Regions from separate parts of the Homo sapiens genome. Here region 2 is linked to region 1. Evidence: read pairs that join two places in POLR2A ChIA-PET (ENCODE). Cell type or tissue: PC-9. All regions are shown on one strand. Each heading gives the region's core, and the rest is flanking DNA. Links, peaks and the distances in the headings are about the cores only.

Region 1 (8,548 bases), core at 2,251-7,250:
CCTACTACTTCAACCGATTCACCAACCAGTCCCTGTGGGAGATGCCCGTGCTGGGGCAGCACGATGTGATTGTGAGTGCCAGCCTAGGGTGGGGGGGTCTCAGAGTGGCCTCTGGCACCTGGGCCTTCCCCAAATGTACCCTGAGCAGCCGTTCAGTGCCCAGCCCTGTGCTGGCACCTGCAGATACAATGACAAGCAAGACAGACACAGCCCCTGCCCTCATGGAACCTACACTCAAATGGGGTAGACTGACAAGTAAACAGATGATTGCATGGCTGCTGCACGGTGGGTGCTGTGCCGCGAGGCAGGAATGAACAAGGCAGACTTGCTCCCTACGGTCGCAGAGCACCCATGGGCTGCCAGGTGACAGCAGGATTACACTTGTGGTCCGTGTATGAGGAATAGTGTTAGAATACATCTAGATCCTGACATACTCTGGGGAAGGCAAGGAGATGGGAAAAGCTCTGAGAATGAGTGTTTAAGGTGAGAGAGTGAGTGAGTGTGGGGAGGAAAAGAACATTCTAGGATCTGACATGTCAGTACGACGGGAAGTACAGGCATGGGCTGTCTGGTGGGAACATGGGCTTTTGGGTCCTTCTCAGCTGGGGCAGCATTTCTTTACTGGGCACAGTTGAGACAGTTGGCATCTTCATTTTGCATGTGAAGACACTGAGGTTCAAAGATGGGGAACGACTGGCACGAGACCTCACAGTAATAGGCAGAGCAGGACGCACACCTGATGTGAGTTCAGGGCCACACTACTCACCACCATGCATTCTCTCAGTGTTACCAAGAGTCCCATCTGCAGGGCCTTGCTTTTTACAACAATAAGCAGTTTTTGAGCTTTTCATTTATTCCTCACATTCATTCTGTTCTTGAGGAAAATAATGTGTAATGAGTACTGATCTCATGCCAGATGCCATGTTAAGCAGGTCATATTCACTGACTCATTTAATAATCTCAGTGGTGATGTAGGGATTAGCATGGCCATTCTGAAGGTGAGAGAACTGGAAGGGAAGTAACACACCCTGTCGCACAGTTGCAAGTTGCAGGCAGGACTGGAGCCCAGTGTTCTCTGCCTGTATCCCAGCTCCTCTGCTCTTCCCTAAGGAGTAGGAGCAGGGGTGGGAGGGCGTGAGGATTCAAAGTCCTGTGGCTCCTAAGCCGCTGGCCCTGGTTGCAACTCTGCTGGTCTCCCTCCACCAGTCGGACCCTTTGGGGCTGAATGCGACCCCACTGCCCCAAGACTCAAGCTTGGTGGAAACTCCCCCGGCTGAGAACAAGCCCAGAAAGCGGCAGCTCTCGGAAGAGCAGCCAAGCGGCAATGGTGTGAAGAAGCCCAAGGTGAGTGTCTGTGGCCAGGAGCCGGCTGCCGAGCGGCCGGCTCAGACGGGCCGCCTGCAGGCTCCCTGCAGGGGCTGGGCATTGGCAGGCCAGCCAGGAGGGGGGCCTGGGACACAGTTCACCAGGTGTGCACTGTATTGGATGGAGCCTCTCTGGTGAATCTCCTGACTTGACACCTTTGTGACTTTCACTACAGATTGAAATCCCAGTGACACCCACAGGCCAGTCGGTGCCCAGCTCCCCCAGTATCCCAGGAACCCCAACGCTGAAGATGTGGGGTACGTCCCCTGAAGATAAACAGCAGGCAGCTCTCCTACGACCCACTGAGTGAGTCCCTGCTGATTGGCTTGGGGGCACCCATTGCTAATGTCAGCCTGTCTGGGACTGTGGGGTGGTGTGGGTGGGCAGGACATCCTCATCACTCCTCTCTGTGCCCCAAGGGTCTACTGGGACCTGGACATCCAGACCAATGCTGTCATCAAGCACCGGGGGCCTTCAGAGGTGCTGCCCCCGCATCCCGAAGTGGAACTGCTCCGCTCTCAGCTCATCCTGAAGCTTCGGCAGCACTATCGGGAGCTGTGCCAGCAGCGAGAGGGTACCTGCCTCTGGGCTGCAGCCTCCTTTATTTCCACCCACCTTTAGCATGAGCCAGGTTTGGCCAGGCCAGTTTGGGGATGGCGGAGTGGGGCCCAGTGGTGAGCCATGATCACACCAGTGCACTCCAGCCTGAGTGACAGAGCAAGACCCTCTTTCAAAAAAACAAGAGTATCTATACCTTAGGATTCTATGATAACCATTAAGTAAAATGAATAAGTATTAAATGAACTGTAGTTTTTAATTTTATTTATTTATTTTTTTTGAGATGGAGTCTTGTTCTGTAGCCCCTGCTGGAGTGCAGTGGCACCATCTCCGCTCACTGCATCATCCTCCTCCTGGGTCCCGGTTCAGGCAATTCTCCTGCCTCAGCCTCCCGAGTAGCGGGATTACAGGTGTACACCACCATGCCCAGCTCATTTTTGTATTTTTAATAGAGATGGGGGTGTCACGATGTTGGCCAGGCTGGTCCTGAACTCCTGACCTTGTGATGCGCCCGCCTCAGCCTCCCACAGTGCTGGGATTACAGGCATGAGCCACCACACCTGGCTAATTTTTTTTTAAGAGACAGGATCTGGCTATGTTGCCCAGGCTGGTCTTGTACTCCTGGGCTCAAGCCTTCTGCTTGCCTTGGCCTCCCACAGTGCTGGGATTACAGATGTGAGCCACCATGCCTGGCCTAGTTTTTAATTTTTATGATTAGTAATAAACCTATTTAACCTTGCTCAAATATAGAATCCTCTGGCCTTTCACCTTTTTTTTTTTTTTTTTAATTTTTTTTTTTCTTGAGACGGCGTCTCGCTCTGTCGCCCAGGCTGGAGTGCAATGGCGTGATCTCGGCTCACTGCAACCTCCACCTCCCGGGTTCAAGCGATTCTTCTGCCTCAGCCTCCTGAGTAGCTGGGACTACAGGTGCCTGCCACCACGCCCAGCTAATTTTTATACTTTTAATAGAGATGGGGTTTCACCATGTTGGCCAGGATGGTCTCGATCTCTTGACCTTGTGATCCACCCGCCTTGGCCTCCCAAAGTGCTGGGATTACAGGCGTGAGCTACCGCACCCGGCCCACCCTTTTTTTTTTTTTTTTTACATTATGTAATACTTTTTTTTTTTTTTCTTTTTCTAAGATGGAGTTTTGTTCTTGTTGCCCTGGCTGGAGTGCAATGGCACGGTCTCGGCTCACTGCAACCTCTGCCTCCCAGGTTCAAGCGATTCTCCTGCCTCAGCCTCCTTAGTAGCTGGGAATATGGGCACATGCCACCACACCCAGCTAATTTTTGTATTTTTAGTAGAGATGGGTTTTTTCCATGTTGGCAAGGCTGGTCTCTAACTCCTGACCTCAGGTGATCCACCCATCTCGGCCTCCTGAAGTGCTGGGATTACAGGCGTGAGCCACTGCGCCCAGCCTTTTTATTCTTTTCTTTTGAAACAAGGTCTCGCTCTGTCACCCAGGTTGGGGTGCAGTGGCACGACCACAGCTCACAGCAGCTTCAGCCACCCGGGTTCAAGCGATCCTCCCGCCTCAGCCTCCCGAGGAGCTGGGACACCCAGCTAATTTCTTTTTTTTTTTTTTTTTTTTTTTTTTTGTAGAGACAGGCTGTTACTGTGTTGCCCAGGCCGGTCTTGAACTCATGGGCTCAAGCTGTCCTTCCACCTTAGCCTTCCAAAGTGCTGAGATTACAGATGTGAGCCACTACGCCTGGCTAGATACTTATCAACACTATAAAACTAGTGATTCTTAGAATATATTTTGGGAAATGCAGCCTAGAAGCTTCTGAAGTGGGACTGTGTCTTGCTTACTGCTGAATGCGATGCTTCCTATACGTGCCAAGCTCCAAGTGGGACTGCTTGATTAAATCCAGGCCTTCAGCAGCTCTCCTGTCCTGCAGGCATTGAGCCTCCACGGGAGTCTTTCAACCGCTGGATGCTGGAGCGCAAGGTGGTAGACAAAGGATCTGACCCCCTGTTGCCCAGCAACTGTGAACCAGTCGTGTCACCTTCCATGTTTCGTGAAATCATGAACGACATTCCTATCAGGTACAGCTCCACAGCTGGGGATGACCCTGGGCCATTTGGTTTCTGTGCCCAGTCATGTATAGAAGGCCTCTAACTCTGCCCACTCTGAAACGCAGGTTATCCCGAATCAAGTTCCGGGAGGAAGCCAAGCGCCTGCTCTTTAAATATGCGGAGGCCGCCAGGCGGCTCATCGAGTCCAGGTTTGCCTGTCTTCTGCCCCAGGCGAGATGGGTCTGTGATTAAAGTGGCAGGTCATAGGCCATCTTGCCCAGTCTCATGCAGGGCTGTCATTGCTCTCGGTGGCAGAAGTGGGGCCAGCTCCCAAAGGCAGAACAAGGGCTGTGATGGAAGCTAGGGGTTGATACCCAGCGAGCCCATGGAATTGGGATGAGGAGGGTGGAGCCAAGCCATTCCTTTCTTCTGCCCTCCCCTTGACTGGCAGGAGTGCATCCCCTGACAGTAGGAAGGTGGTCAAATGGAATGTGGAAGACACCTTTAGCTGGCTTCGGAAGGACCACTCAGCCTCCAAGGAGGACTACATGGTGAGTGGGTCCCCGGGTGAGAAGGCCAGTTTTAGGGCTCTGTGGCCACTTCCTCCAGGAAGCCTACTCTGCCTGTCCAGGCTGGGCAAGGCCTCCCCCAGCGGCCTATTCTTGTGCAGTATGGCAGACGTTCGACATTCGTCAGTCCCCAAACTCATGACTGTGGAGATGTTTCTCTGGGCTCCTGGCTTTCTCCCACAGAACATTTCCATTAACAATCTTAATGGAGTCTTATGCTTGGCCACACACCACAGATAGCTGCCTTTCAGCCTAATGAATGTTCAGCATCTCCCTTGTAGATTTTTGGAAACAGATTGACAGCCTGCTTTTTTTGGGTGTGTGTGTTCATATCATGGTTAAGAGCTACCATCAGATTCAATTCCCTACTCTTAATGTGTCCAAAACAGTTCTGTTTTCTGGCCAAAACCTATCACTTCTTAAACCTCTCCACCAGCACTAGCAATGGGCTTTCTTTTCAGGACCATATTTCACAAGAGACAAGGTTTCGCACTTCACGATAGTAACTGTGTACTTGACACGTAGAGAGTGACAAAGGTAGGTGTACTCACTAGCCAGAGTGACTCATTCTCACTCTTCAGTTTTACACGTGTGATTCAGCAAAATTACAAATCCCGACAGTCATCTTTGCAAGTAGCTAAAAGCTCAAATCTCAAGTCTGCAGCAACCAAGCACCCTGTTTTGTAATTGTGTCTTTCCCCAATAGACTGCAAACACCATAAGCTGGGACTGTGCTGGTTTGTCTGTTTCTCCGGTAATTATCATGGGATCTAGCAGTGTAACCCCAACAAAAGCTACTGGCATTTATTGTACACTTACTGTATGCCAGGCATTTGGCAAGCCCTTAAGGGAAATGATCACATTTAATATTCAAACTGCCCTGTTAGGTATCTCGTGTCCCCTTGACACTTGAGGAATAAGATTGAGAGAAGCCAGGGGATTTGTCCAAGTGACACAGCTAGTCAGCAGCAGAGCTGGTTTCAAAACAAGGACTGCTGGACTCCAACAGCCCTGCGGTTACCTGCCAGCCCAGCTGAGCCCCTCTGGCCTCCACTAGCGCCCTGATCCAGAATGTGTCCTCTAGGATCGCCTGGAGCATCTGCGGAGGCAGTGTGGCCCCCACGTCTCGGCCGCAGCCAAGGACTCCGTGGAAGGCATCTGCAGTAAGATCTACCACATCTCCCTGGAGTACGTCAAACGGATCCGAGAGAAGCACCTTGCCATCCTCAAGGAAAACAACATCTCAGGTAGGGGAAAGGTGAAGGAGGAGCCAGCTGTGATGCCGTCAGCTCTATACCCTGATGGAAGGGACAAGTGAGACTGAGCCTCAAGGCCAGGGACTGGTTTGGGGCAGAACCTGCCTGTGTCCTTTGGCTGTACTTCTCTGGGAAACGGAGAAGTGATAAAGGGAGAGCCAGATGGTGGTGGTGAAGATAAGCTGGGAGTCGTAGTTAGGTGTACCTGAATTTACATCCATTCTCTGCAAGCCTTACTTTCCCCAGACTGAAGTGTAGCACCTGGTGGTAGGATTGTGTGAGTACTCATAGGTAACTCAAGTAAACCATGTGGCCCCAAAAGATCCCCAAATAAAGGATCGTCGCTATTACGATGACGGCGATGCAGTTCTCGTTCTTCTGCCTGGCAGCACAACCCACGGGCCTGAGCCTTCTTGCCTGACAGCCCAAGGCACGGCATACGGGGCCCTGCTTCGGTACTGAGTGTGTTGACACAGGCCACCAGTTTCTGCCCCGGCCAGTTGCCTGGCTGGTTTCTTTTTATGGCTTTTCATTCCCTTTCTACTGAACTGGGCCAGAGTATACTGATCTGTGGAATGGGACTTCCCTCTCTCGGTACAAAGCATGTGGCCCACAGTGGCTGCAGCGTGAGAATGAGGAGTGTGGTCCCTCACTGCTCTCCCTGCCCACAGAGGAGGTGGAGGCCCCTGAGGTGGAGCCCCGCCTAGTGTACTGCTACCCAGTCCGGCTGGCTGTGTCTGCACCGCCCATGCCCAGCGTGGAGATGCACATGGAGAACAACGTGGTCTGCATCCGGTATAAGGGAGAGATGGTCAAGGTCAGCCGCAACTACTTCAGCAAGCTGGTAAGAGCTGCGGGGAGGAAGGCCCTAGCTGATGGCATGAGTCAGGGCCTAGGATCTTTCCTGAGCAGAGTCCCCAGCAGGAGGCCAGTGATGAGGACATGAGGGAGCACTGCTGAAGGCTCCTCCTCTCTGTCCCGCTCCACAGTGGCTCCTTTACCGCTACAGCTGCATTGATGACTCTGCCTTTGAGAGGTTCCTGCCCCGGGTCTGGTGTCTTCTCCGACGGTACCAGGTACAGGCCTGGGGCAGCAGGGAGGGCTCCCCAGGAGGGAACAGGGAGGGTGAGCCCCAGGTGCTGACGGTGGCCACTCCGCAGATGATGTTCGGCGTGGGCCTCTACGAGGGGACTGGCCTGCAGGGATCGCTGCCTGTGCATGTCTTTGAGGCCCTCCACCGACTCTTTGGCGTCAGCTTCGAGTGCTTCGCCTCACCCCTCAACTGCTACTTCCGCCAGTACTGTTCTGCCTTCCCCGACACAGACGGCTACTTTGGCTCCCGCGGGTGAGGGCCAAGGGCTGCCCCTCTACCCAGGCCAGGGAAGAGGTCCTCCAGAGCACAGGGCCCGCCTCTGCTGGCTGTAGTGTCAGGCAGGCTTGGGTGGAGTCCCTGCCTCCACCTCTTACCGGCTATGTGACCTTGGACATGTTGCTTAACTTCTGGGAGCCTGAGCTTTTCTGGTTCTGTGGGCAGGCACGTGACACCCCTAAGCTGGCCTGTGGGTTTCTCAGTGAGTCAGTTCAGGGTGGAATAGGAACACGTGGTCCCAGGCCCTGAGAGGAGTGAGAAGTGGGGCCACAGACCTCAGAGGCCTTACAAACTAGGGGTTGAGGTGACCACAGATGAGAGAAGGTAATGCTGTCTCCAGAAGGAAGAATGGTCAGGACCTCCAGAGGTCCAGAGCTCAGCAGCTGGGGATCCTGGGTGTAGCTTCTGCTGTGGTGGTGGTGGGCTCAGAACTGGATTTGAATTCCAGCTTGGTGAACATGGGCATCCCAGCCTGAGCCTCACTCACTGTCCTCATTCATTCAGTGGAGACGGTCATGCCTTGTGCCCCAATGAATTAGGGTGAATGCTGGCTTCTGGACAGGCCATCTCTTCAGTGTGGCTGCCTAGGGTTGGGGGGTGGCACCTGTTTCTGGTTGAGGGACTGGGTCCTGATGGGACTTAGAATGCTCACTCCTGTCCCCAGGCCCTGCCTAGACTTTGCTCCACTGAGTGGTTCATTTGAGGCCAACCCTCCCTTCTGCGAGGAGCTCATGGATGCCATGGTCTCTCACTTTGAGGTGGGTGCACTGCCAGGGTGAGAGGTGGGCAACAGGCAGGATTGCCAGCCACCTGGGAGGTAGTCCCTGACATCCACCCTGTGTCCCCTTCCACAGAGACTGCTTGAGAGCTCACCGGAGCCCCTGTCCTTCATCGTGTTCATCCCTGAGTGGCGGGAACCCCCAACACCAGCGCTCACCCGCATGGAGCAGAGCCGCTTCAAACGCCACCAGTTGATCCTGCCTGCCTTTGAGCATGAGTACCGCAGTGGCTCCCAGCACATCTGCAAGAAGTGGGTGCCAGGGAGGGCAGGGGAAGGAGGCTGGGCTGGCCAGGCCAGGCCCAGCCCCACCCTGAGCCATTGCCTTTGCCCGCAGGGAGGAAATGCACTACAAGGCCGTCCACAACACGGCTGTGCTCTTCCTACAGAACGACCCTGGCTTTGCCAAGTGGGCGCCGACGCCTGAACGGCTGCAGGAGCTGAGTGCTGCCTACCGGCAGTCAGGCCGCAGCCACAGCTCTGGTTCTTCCTCATCGTCCTCCTCGGAGGCCAAGGACCGGGACTCGGGCCGTGAGCAGGGTCCTAGCCGCGAGCCTCACCCCACTTAACATATCCTGCGGGGAGGAGGAGCCCCAGGGGTGCTAGTCTGGACTGCTGGGACTCGGGCCC
Region 2 (8,548 bases), core at 19-5,018, 71 kb after region 1:
CCAGCCTCGGCAACATAGCCAGACTCCCATCTCTACAAAAAATAAATGAGCAAGGCGTGAAGGCACATGTCTGTAGTCCTAGCTACTCTGGAGGCTGAGGTGGGAGGATCTCTTGAGCCCAGGAGTTCGAGGCTGTAGTGAGCTATGATTGCACCACTGCATTCCATCCTGGGCCATAGAGGATGTCGCTTAAAACGAAAAAGAAGAAGAAGAAAGTCCTGTGGTTTGGGAAGGGAGGCTGAGTGAGGAGGGGCCTGTGTGCCAGAGGAGGCTTCACTGAGAAGCTTAGGGGAGCAGATGTTCTAGGGGTACAGAGGTATGCAGGAATAGGAAGAGTCTCACCCCGTGTCTCTTTTTAGGTCCTCGCCCTGAACCTGAGCCACGGCCTCCAACCACCACCACACCGCAGCCCACGGCTCCCCCGACGGTCTGCCCCACCGGACCCCCCACTGTCCACCCCTCAGAGCGCCCCACAGCTGGCCCCACAGGTCCCCCCTCAGCTGGCCCCACAGGTCCCCCCACTGCTGGCCCTTCTACGGCCACTACTGTGCCTTTGAGTCCGGTGGACGATGCCTGCAACGTGAACATCTTCGACGCCATCGCGGAGATTGGGAACCAGCTGTATTTGTTCAAGGATGGGTGAGGAGGCGGGGTTGTGTGGATGCGGGAGGGGGCTTTGCGGAGGGGCTGCCCGTCCCTTCCCGCCCACTGGCCCTGTGTCCAAGGCTTAGAGCCCGTCCTTTCCCTCCTCGCTTTCTCAGGAAGTACTGGCGATTCTCTGAGGGCAGGGGGAGCCGGCCGCAGGGCCCCTTCCTTATCGCCGACAAGTGGCCCGCGCTGCCCCGCAAGCTGGACTCGGTCTTTGAGGAGCGGCTCTCCAAGAAGCTTTTCTTCTTCTCTGGTTAGTTACCTACTTTCCCTCCCCCGCCCGGTCAATCCCCATCAGTCAAGGAGGCTCAAGAGACCATCGATAACCCACGAAACGTCTTGTGCGTTTTAGAAAAATACGCCCCCTGGCGGACGCAGTTTAGCAAACGTAGGGGCGGCTGAGTTTCTGCCCCCTCCTCTCCACGCCCTCGCGTCGCTCTACCCAGCGCCTCTGCCCCTGGGTTGCAGGGACTGCGGGCACGCGGGCTAGGAAAGGCCTCGCCGGAATCTCCCTCCTCGCGTTCTAGGAGTACGTGCTCCCTCTGCGCCCCCAAACCGACGTGACCCTCCTCCCCTGCAGGGCGCCAGGTGTGGGTGTACACAGGCGCGTCGGTGCTGGGCCCGAGGCGTCTGGACAAGCTGGGCCTGGGAGCCGACGTGGCCCAGGTGACCGGGGCCCTCCGGAGTGGCAGGGGGAAGATGCTGCTGTTCAGCGGGCGGCGCCTCTGGAGGTGAGCGCCGCCGCGGCCGCCGGCAGGGGGAGCCCGGGCGCCGTCGGTCCGTCCGCTAGCCGGCTCAGCACCTGTCTCCTCCGCGCCTGCCCGCAGGTTCGACGTGAAGGCGCAGATGGTGGATCCCCGGAGCGCCAGCGAGGTGGACCGGATGTTCCCCGGGGTGCCTTTGGACACGCACGACGTCTTCCAGTACCGAGGTGAGGGCTGAGGAGGATCCCTTCGTGAGACACCACACTAAGCTCCTCTTAGTGAGTGGTCAAATTCTGAGCGAGGAAGAAAAAGCCCTTGGAAATGGAAACAAATGCCCCAGCACAGACAAGATCCCAGCAGAGGCAGAGGCCTTCTCCAGGTCATTTAGGAAGTCAGGGATGCAACCAAGACCAGGACCCAGATTTCCTGCCTCCCCGGCTGGAAGCTCTTTCTCCTTCAGTACAGGACGGCAGGTGGTTTGTATGGAAGCTCAGTTATTAGACAACAGTCATCAAGTGCCGATAATGTGCCAGGCACTGTGCTACAGGGAGAGATAAGACAATTCACAGCTCTGTGACTTTGGGCAAGTCACTGCTTCTCTACTCTTCGAGCCTCAGTTTCCCCATCTGTAATATGGGGACTATAGCTGGAATTACACTTGACTTCCCTTTCTTACCAGTCACATCCAAACAGTTGACAAGGTGAACAAGATTTCCTGCCACCAAAATCTTTTTCGAGTCTGTCATTTTTTTTGCCATCTTCTTTATAAACACCCCAGCCCAAACCATACTGGCTGTCCAGGACCTTTAACAAATTCCATGAGATTAGAGAGGGGGTAGGAGTGAAGGGCAATGGTCTTGGGAGTGACCCCAGATGAATTCCAAGGTCAAAGAAATTAAGAGGATCTGACACTCCACCCCCGTGTTCTCATCTCTTCCCACTCCTCCTGTTATTTACTCTGCTCCACCCACACTGGCTGCTCTTTGAACAGATCAAGGTCATTCCTAGCTTACAGCCTTTGTGCCAGTTGTTCCCTCTGTCTGGAAAGCTTCCCCTCCAGATTGTCACTGGGCCATCCCACTGTCTTCCTTCAGGTTTCAGTGCTAAGGCCATTGCTTCAATGAGGCCTTCTTTGATGCTTATTATCTATTTACTTGTTTTTATTTTCTCCATAGCTTTCTATATTTTCTTTTTTTTTCTTTTTTCTTTTTTTTTTTTTTTGAGATGGAGTCTTGCTCTGTCGCCCAGGCTGGAGTGCAGTGGCACGATCTCAGCTCACTGCAACCTCCGCCTCCCGGGTTCAAGCGATTCTCCTGCCTCAGCCTCCCAAGTAGCTGGGATTACAGGTGCCTGCCACCACGCTTGGCTAATTTTTTGTATTTTTTAGTAGAGACGGGGTTTCACCATCTTGGCCAGGCTGGTCTTGAACTCCTGACCTCGTGATCCACCCGCCTCAGCCTCCCAAAGTGCTGGGATTACAGGCATGAGCCACCGCACCCAGCCGCTTTCTATATTTTCAAAACCAATCTCATTTATTTATGTGTTTGCTTAATTGTCTCTTGCCTCACTAGAGTGTAAGCACCAAGATAATTGAGATCATGCCTGCATTTTTTCTGCTTATCCCCAGTATCTTGAACAAAGCACATAGTAGATGCTCAGTAAATGATGAATGAACAGATTTGTTCAATGAATGAGCGTTGAATGAATTGTTCTGAGCATTAAGATAGTTGGTCTATTCATTTGTTAATTCATTCACAAAATGTGTATGGTGTACCTACTGTGTGCTAGGCTCTGTGGCAGTGCTTTGGGCACTGAGGTCTGTGCCCTCCAGCATCTCACAGAACCTCACAGCATCTCACAGGTTGGGGGGATGGAGGTGATATGTGAAAACCTTAGAAAGTTCTAGAAATGGCAGAAGAGATGGTTGTCAAGATCTTGTTCCTATTTCTGTATATGTGGGAGAATTAGAATCACTCCTCTTATGCCTGCCTGTCTCCTGCAGAGAAAGCCTATTTCTGCCAGGACCGCTTCTACTGGCGCGTGAGTTCCCGGAGTGAGTTGAACCAGGTGGACCAAGTGGGCTACGTGACCTATGACATCCTGCAGTGCCCTGAGGACTAGGGCTCCCGTCCTGCTTTGGCAGTGCCATGTAAATCCCCACTGGGACCAACCCTGGGGAAGGAGCCAGTTTGCCGGATACAAACTGGTATTCTGTTCTGGAGGAAAGGGAGGAGTGGAGGTGGGCTGGGCCCTCTCTTCTCACCTTTGTTTTTTGTTGGAGTGTTTCTAATAAACTTGGATTCTCTAACCTTTAGAAGCAGACTTTATTTATATATGTATGCACGTATGTATGCATGTATGTATTTAACTGATAGAGTGCAAAAAAAAAAAAAAAAAGGAAAAACAAATAACTGATAGAGTGCTTTCTACGTGCCAGAAAGTGTTCTAGGCCGGGCACGGTAGCTCACTCCTAGCACTTTGGGAGGCCGAGGCAGGCGGATCACGAGGTCAGGAGATTGAGACCACCCTGGCTAACACGATGAAACCCTGTCTCTACTAAAAAAAAAATAGAAAAAATTAGCCGGGCGTGGTGGCGGGCGCCTGTAGTCCCAGCTACTTGGGAGGCTGAGGCAGGAGAATGGCTTGAACCTGGGAGGTGGAGCTTGCAGTGAGCCGAGATCACGCCACTGCACTCCAGCCTGGGAGGTGGAGCTTGCAGTGAGCCGAGATCACGCCACTGCACTCCAGCCTGGGTGACTGAGCAAGACTCCGTCTCAAAAAAAAAAAAAATAGTGTTCTAGGCACTTTGTAAATGTTAACATATTCAATCATTCCTGTTAGGAAAGTATGATGTGATTATTTCTATTTTACAGTCAAGGAAATGATCAACCTGTTTATTCATTCATCAAACATTTATTGAGCCCCTACATGGAGCCAGGCCCTGTACTGGGCAATGGGGATAGAGAAATGAGTTAGACTTTAGAATGCATAAGATTCCCCTTGGAACTTGCTTAAAATGCAACTCCAGGCTCCACCTCCAGAGAGTCTGACCTATTTACAAGGGTGATTCTATGGCTGGTGGCGGTGGGATCACACTTGGGGAGTGTGCAGTGCATGATCTTTTATTCTACAATAATGGTGTGTGTGTGTGCACATGTGTGTGTGTCTGTGTTGTGGTTGAGGTCCAGGAACGTTTCTCAGTCAAGATGACATCTGAACCGGAACTGAATCAGAAAGGATGAACGAGCTTCTTCCTGTGCAAGGGACAATCTTCTTACAGGGTAATTTACCAAGAACCACTAAACCTAAAAATGTAACTACTTTCTGACCCTCACATGTGTGCACAAGACAACACATAGAAGGATGTTGATTGCAGCATTGTTTGTTAGTGAAAAACTGGCAATAACCTAGCTGCCCAGGAGTAAGTCAGTGGATAAATAAAATATGGATCATATACCTGACGTTAGTAGCTATCCACGGTACAGCACTATGTGCCAGGCACTGTTCTATGTGCATTTTGTGTGACAAAACAACCAGAGGAGATAGGTACTCCTATTACTTTGTATGTACTATTATTACTGCCATCACCAATCCCTTGTTTTACAGATAAGGAAACTAAGGCACAGAGAGTTATACAACTCACCCAAAGTCTCATAGCTAGTGAGTGATAAGAGTGGGATTTGAATGTGGGTTCTTGGTGCAAGTGCACGAAGAGAAAAAGAAGAGAAAAAGCAGTGGGTGTCTGGAGAACTTCAAATGGCTCAGAACTCCAGCATGGGGTAGTAGCAGGTGGCTAAGAGGGAATGGAGAGGATTCCAGAATGGTTAAGATAGCAGTGCTAGTTTGGGCTAGATGAGAGAAGTCCTGAATGCCAAGCTGAATATGAATTTGACCTTACAGGTTAGCAAAGGGACTTGACTGAAAGATTGGGGCCCGTGAGTGGAGATGATGGGTTTGATCAGGGCCCACGTGGGAATTTAAGTAGGAGTCCAGAAAACTGCCCTCCTGAGCTTCCTCTTTCATCTGTTTCTTGCTCAAATGACCCACTCCCACTTGGCGTACAAACATTCCCCGCCATGGCTTGTTTACAATCTGTCTTAACCCCTGCCTCCCACTAGATACTAGTCTATTTCTCTACCTTCCTATCCCTATTCACAATAAAACTTCCCAAAAGCATGGTCTCTACTCACTGTCTCCACTTCCTCAATTCCCATTCTCTCCTCAGCCATTTCCAGCCTGGCTCCCACCCCACTACACCACCAAAGTCACCCTCTTCAAAGCCATTTATGACCTTCTTGTAGCCAGATGTGACAGGAGCTCCTCTCTGCTCATCCCACACCAACTCTCCCCACATTGACACAGTGGATCCTGCCCTTCTTCCTGAAACTCTCGGCCTCTGGAACCTTACTTCTGGGTCTCCTCCTACCTCACTGGGTGGATTTTCCTCTTCTGGTGACAGAGGCACCCTTGTGCTCAATCGTGGGAATCCTCTGCTCTGTGTATACTCATTCCCTGTGATGTCTGGTAGCCCACAGCCTTAAATAGCATCTCTCTGCTAAAGACCGTGAAATTTATGTTTCCTACCATAACCTCCTCTCCCCTGCCCCGAGCTCCAGACTCATGTTCAACTGCCTACTCTACATGGCTCCTTAGCTGGCAAACAGACCTCTCAACCTAACGGGTCCAAACTGACTCCTGGGTTTCACCTTCCAAACGTGCTCCTCTGTTGTTACCACTTTAATAAGAGACAGCATCATCCACCCTCAATCAAACTGAACACCTAATCAGTCCTAAAATCTAGGAATCAGTTATTTAAACTTCTTTTCTAGTACTGGGTTTCTCAGCCTCTACACTATTGACATTTTGGGCTGGATACTTTGTTGTGGGGGATTGTCTTACACTGTACATCTACACTGTACCTTCTAGCATGTTTGGTGTCTTCCTCTAGGAGGTGACAGGATCCACGGCCAGATGCCAGGCCCATTCAGGGTCAGCCCTCTCTGCTAAGGAAGGCCCCAGTGTGGGGATGGGGTGCAGCAGGGTAATGTTGAACTGTGACTCATGGCCAGGCAGCCCTGGTACAAACCTAGAGGGCCCAAGAGGCCTTTAGCCCCTAGATGCTGGTACTAGCCCCTGCTCCAGTTGTGATAACCAAAAATGTCTCTGAATATTGCCAAACATTCCCTGGTGGTCAACATTGCTCCCAGTTGAGAACCATTGCCATAATATAATAAATATACAAATGTATCTATCATAAGTGTACATTTGAAGACATTTTCACAAATGGAACACAAGTGTGTAACCAGCACCAGGTCAAGAAACAAGAGGCTGGGCATGGTGGCTCATGCCTATAATCCCAGCACTTTGGAAGGCCAAGGCAGGTGGATCATCTGAGATCAGGAGTTCAAAACCAGCCTGGCCAACATGGTGAATAACTCTCTCCACTAAAAATACAAAAATTAGCTGGGCACGGTCGTGGGTACCTTGTAATCCCAGCTACTTGGGAGGCTGAGGTAGGAGAATTTCTTGAACTGGGAGGTGGAGGTTGCAGTGAGCCAAGATCATGACACTGTACTCTGGCCTGGGCGACAGAGTGAGATTCTGTCTCAAGAGACAAAAAAAAAAAAAAAAAAAAAGAAAGAAACAAAACATTATCAGCACCCTAGAAGCCTGCTTGCAATCACTACCTCTTCTCCCCAAGGGGTACCACTATCATTACTTTTTTTTTTTTCTGTCACCCAGGCTGGAGTGCAGTCGCATGATCTCTGCTCACTGCAACCTCCGCCTCCCAGGTTCAAGCAATTCTCTGCCTCAGTCTCCCAAATACCTAGGATTACAGGCACCCACCACTACACATGGTTAATTTTTGTATTTTTAGTAGAGATGGGGTTTCACCATCTTGGCCAGGCTGGTCTTGAACTCGTGACCTCATGATCCACCAGCCTTGGCCTCCCAAAGTGCTGGGATTACAGGTGTGAGCCACCGCGCCCAGTGCCACTATCATTACTTCTAACAGCTTAGATAGACTTTGACTATTTTTTACTGTATTTAAATAGTGTTATAGGGTATGTATTCTTTTGTGTCTGGACTCTTTTTTATCAAGGTTCTATTTGTGAGATTCATCCATATTGTTCTGAGAATTGTAGATGGTATTCCATTGTGTGAAGGTACTACGACTTATTTCTCTATTTTACTGTTGACAAGCATTTGGTAGATTCCAATTTGGGGCTATTATGAACAATGCCCCTATGAACATTCATGGTAAATGTCTTTTGGTGATCACAAGTAGTCATTTCTTTCGGGTATATACCTAGGAGAAAAACTGCTGGGTTGAAGGATATGTGTACGTTCACCTTCAGTAGATGTTTCCAAATAGTTTCCCAAAGTAGTTTTTGCCTAACTACACTCCCACCAGCAGTGTGTGAATTGCCAGGATTTCTCCTTGACTTCACTCTTATGGTCACGTGTCACATCCGATCCATCAGTGGGTCCTGATGGTTTCACTTTCAAAACCTAACTGGAATCAGACAACTGCCACCACTCTAGTCTGGCTGTCATCACCCCCCAGCTTGGGGTCTGCAGGAGCCTCCTAATTAGATTTCCAGCTTCTACTCTTGCCATTCTTTAGTTGAACCTTCGCCCAGCAGCCAGAATGATCCTGTTAAATTATAAATTGGATCACATCATTCCCCTGCTCAAAAAATCCAGGATCCTCCCCAAAGCCTTCAGAAGACCACATGATCTGCCCTTCTCTCCTCCCTCATCTCCAGTCACTCTCTTCTCCACTCACTCTCTTCCAGACACAATGGCCTTGCTGTTTCTTGGACAGTCGGGACTCCTTCTCACTCCAAGGCTCTGCATTTGCTGTTTCTTCTTCTAGAGAACTCTTCCCCCTAGATCTTTGCATAGCTGGCCCTTCTCATCAGTGAGGTCTCAGCTCAAATACCACATCTTCTAGGAGGCCTTCTCAGGCCACCCCTAAAGTAGTCCTCCCTCTTACCCATTATCCCATGGCCCTAGTTTTAAACATACATCCAATCTCAAATGATCTCATCTATGCATTTGCTCACTTATAATCTTTTTCTCCTTATTAGAATTTAAGCCACTTGAGGGCAAGAAGCCAGTGGATCTCATCCACCGACGTATCCCTCGCACCATTGACCGAAACACAGGAGCGCTATCGACATGTGCCGAAT

What was found. ChIA-PET counts read pairs that join two places held together with the same protein. Peaks named below come from ENCODE experiments on the same cell type or tissue, not always from the same donor. Only the 100,000 strongest peaks of a DNase experiment are listed, where the experiment ranks them.
Region 2: POLR2A ChIA-PET joins it to region 1 with 6 read pairs; 11 of 35 experiments call an interaction of 5 or more read pairs at or near these places.

What each region holds. Positions count from the first base shown.
Region 1 is chr20:45,939,269-45,947,816 of GRCh38, forward strand. It overlaps PCIF1 (phosphorylated CTD interacting factor 1), which reads left to right. Exons shown (of 17, transcript NM_022104.4): 4 at 1-71; 5 at 1,207-1,344; 6 at 1,541-1,671; 7 at 1,785-1,939; 8 at 3,829-3,976; 9 at 4,072-4,155; 10 at 4,398-4,497; 11 at 5,600-5,762; 12 at 6,443-6,615; 13 at 6,761-6,847; 14 at 6,932-7,116; 15 at 7,805-7,898; 16 at 7,995-8,170; 17 at 8,256-8,548. The coding sequence ends at 8,487. Among named protein-coding and RNA genes, the nearest start is that of PCIF1, 8.9 kb to the left of the region's middle. RefSeq lists enhancers at 1-327, 4,695-5,894. In PC-9, for the core only: a CTCF peak has its summit at 6,004; DNase peaks (open chromatin) are centred at 5,083 and 6,673; H3K27ac peaks cover 2,641 bases.
Region 2 is chr20:46,012,896-46,021,443 of GRCh38, forward strand. MMP9 (matrix metallopeptidase 9) reads left to right here. Exons shown (of 13, transcript NM_004994.3): 9 at 360-639; 10 at 762-901; 11 at 1,229-1,379; 12 at 1,476-1,579; 13 at 3,355-3,666. The coding sequence ends at 3,473. SLC12A5-AS1 (SLC12A5 and MMP9 antisense RNA 1) reads right to left here. Exons shown (of 3, transcript NR_147699.1): 2 at 6,836-6,953; 3 at 607-1,893. Among named protein-coding and RNA genes, the nearest start is that of SLC12A5-AS1, 4.9 kb to the right of the region's middle. RefSeq lists a silencer at 1,326-1,545. In PC-9, for the core only: CTCF peaks have their summits at 1,164 and 1,366 (motif pointing right); no DNase peak of the experiment used is centred there.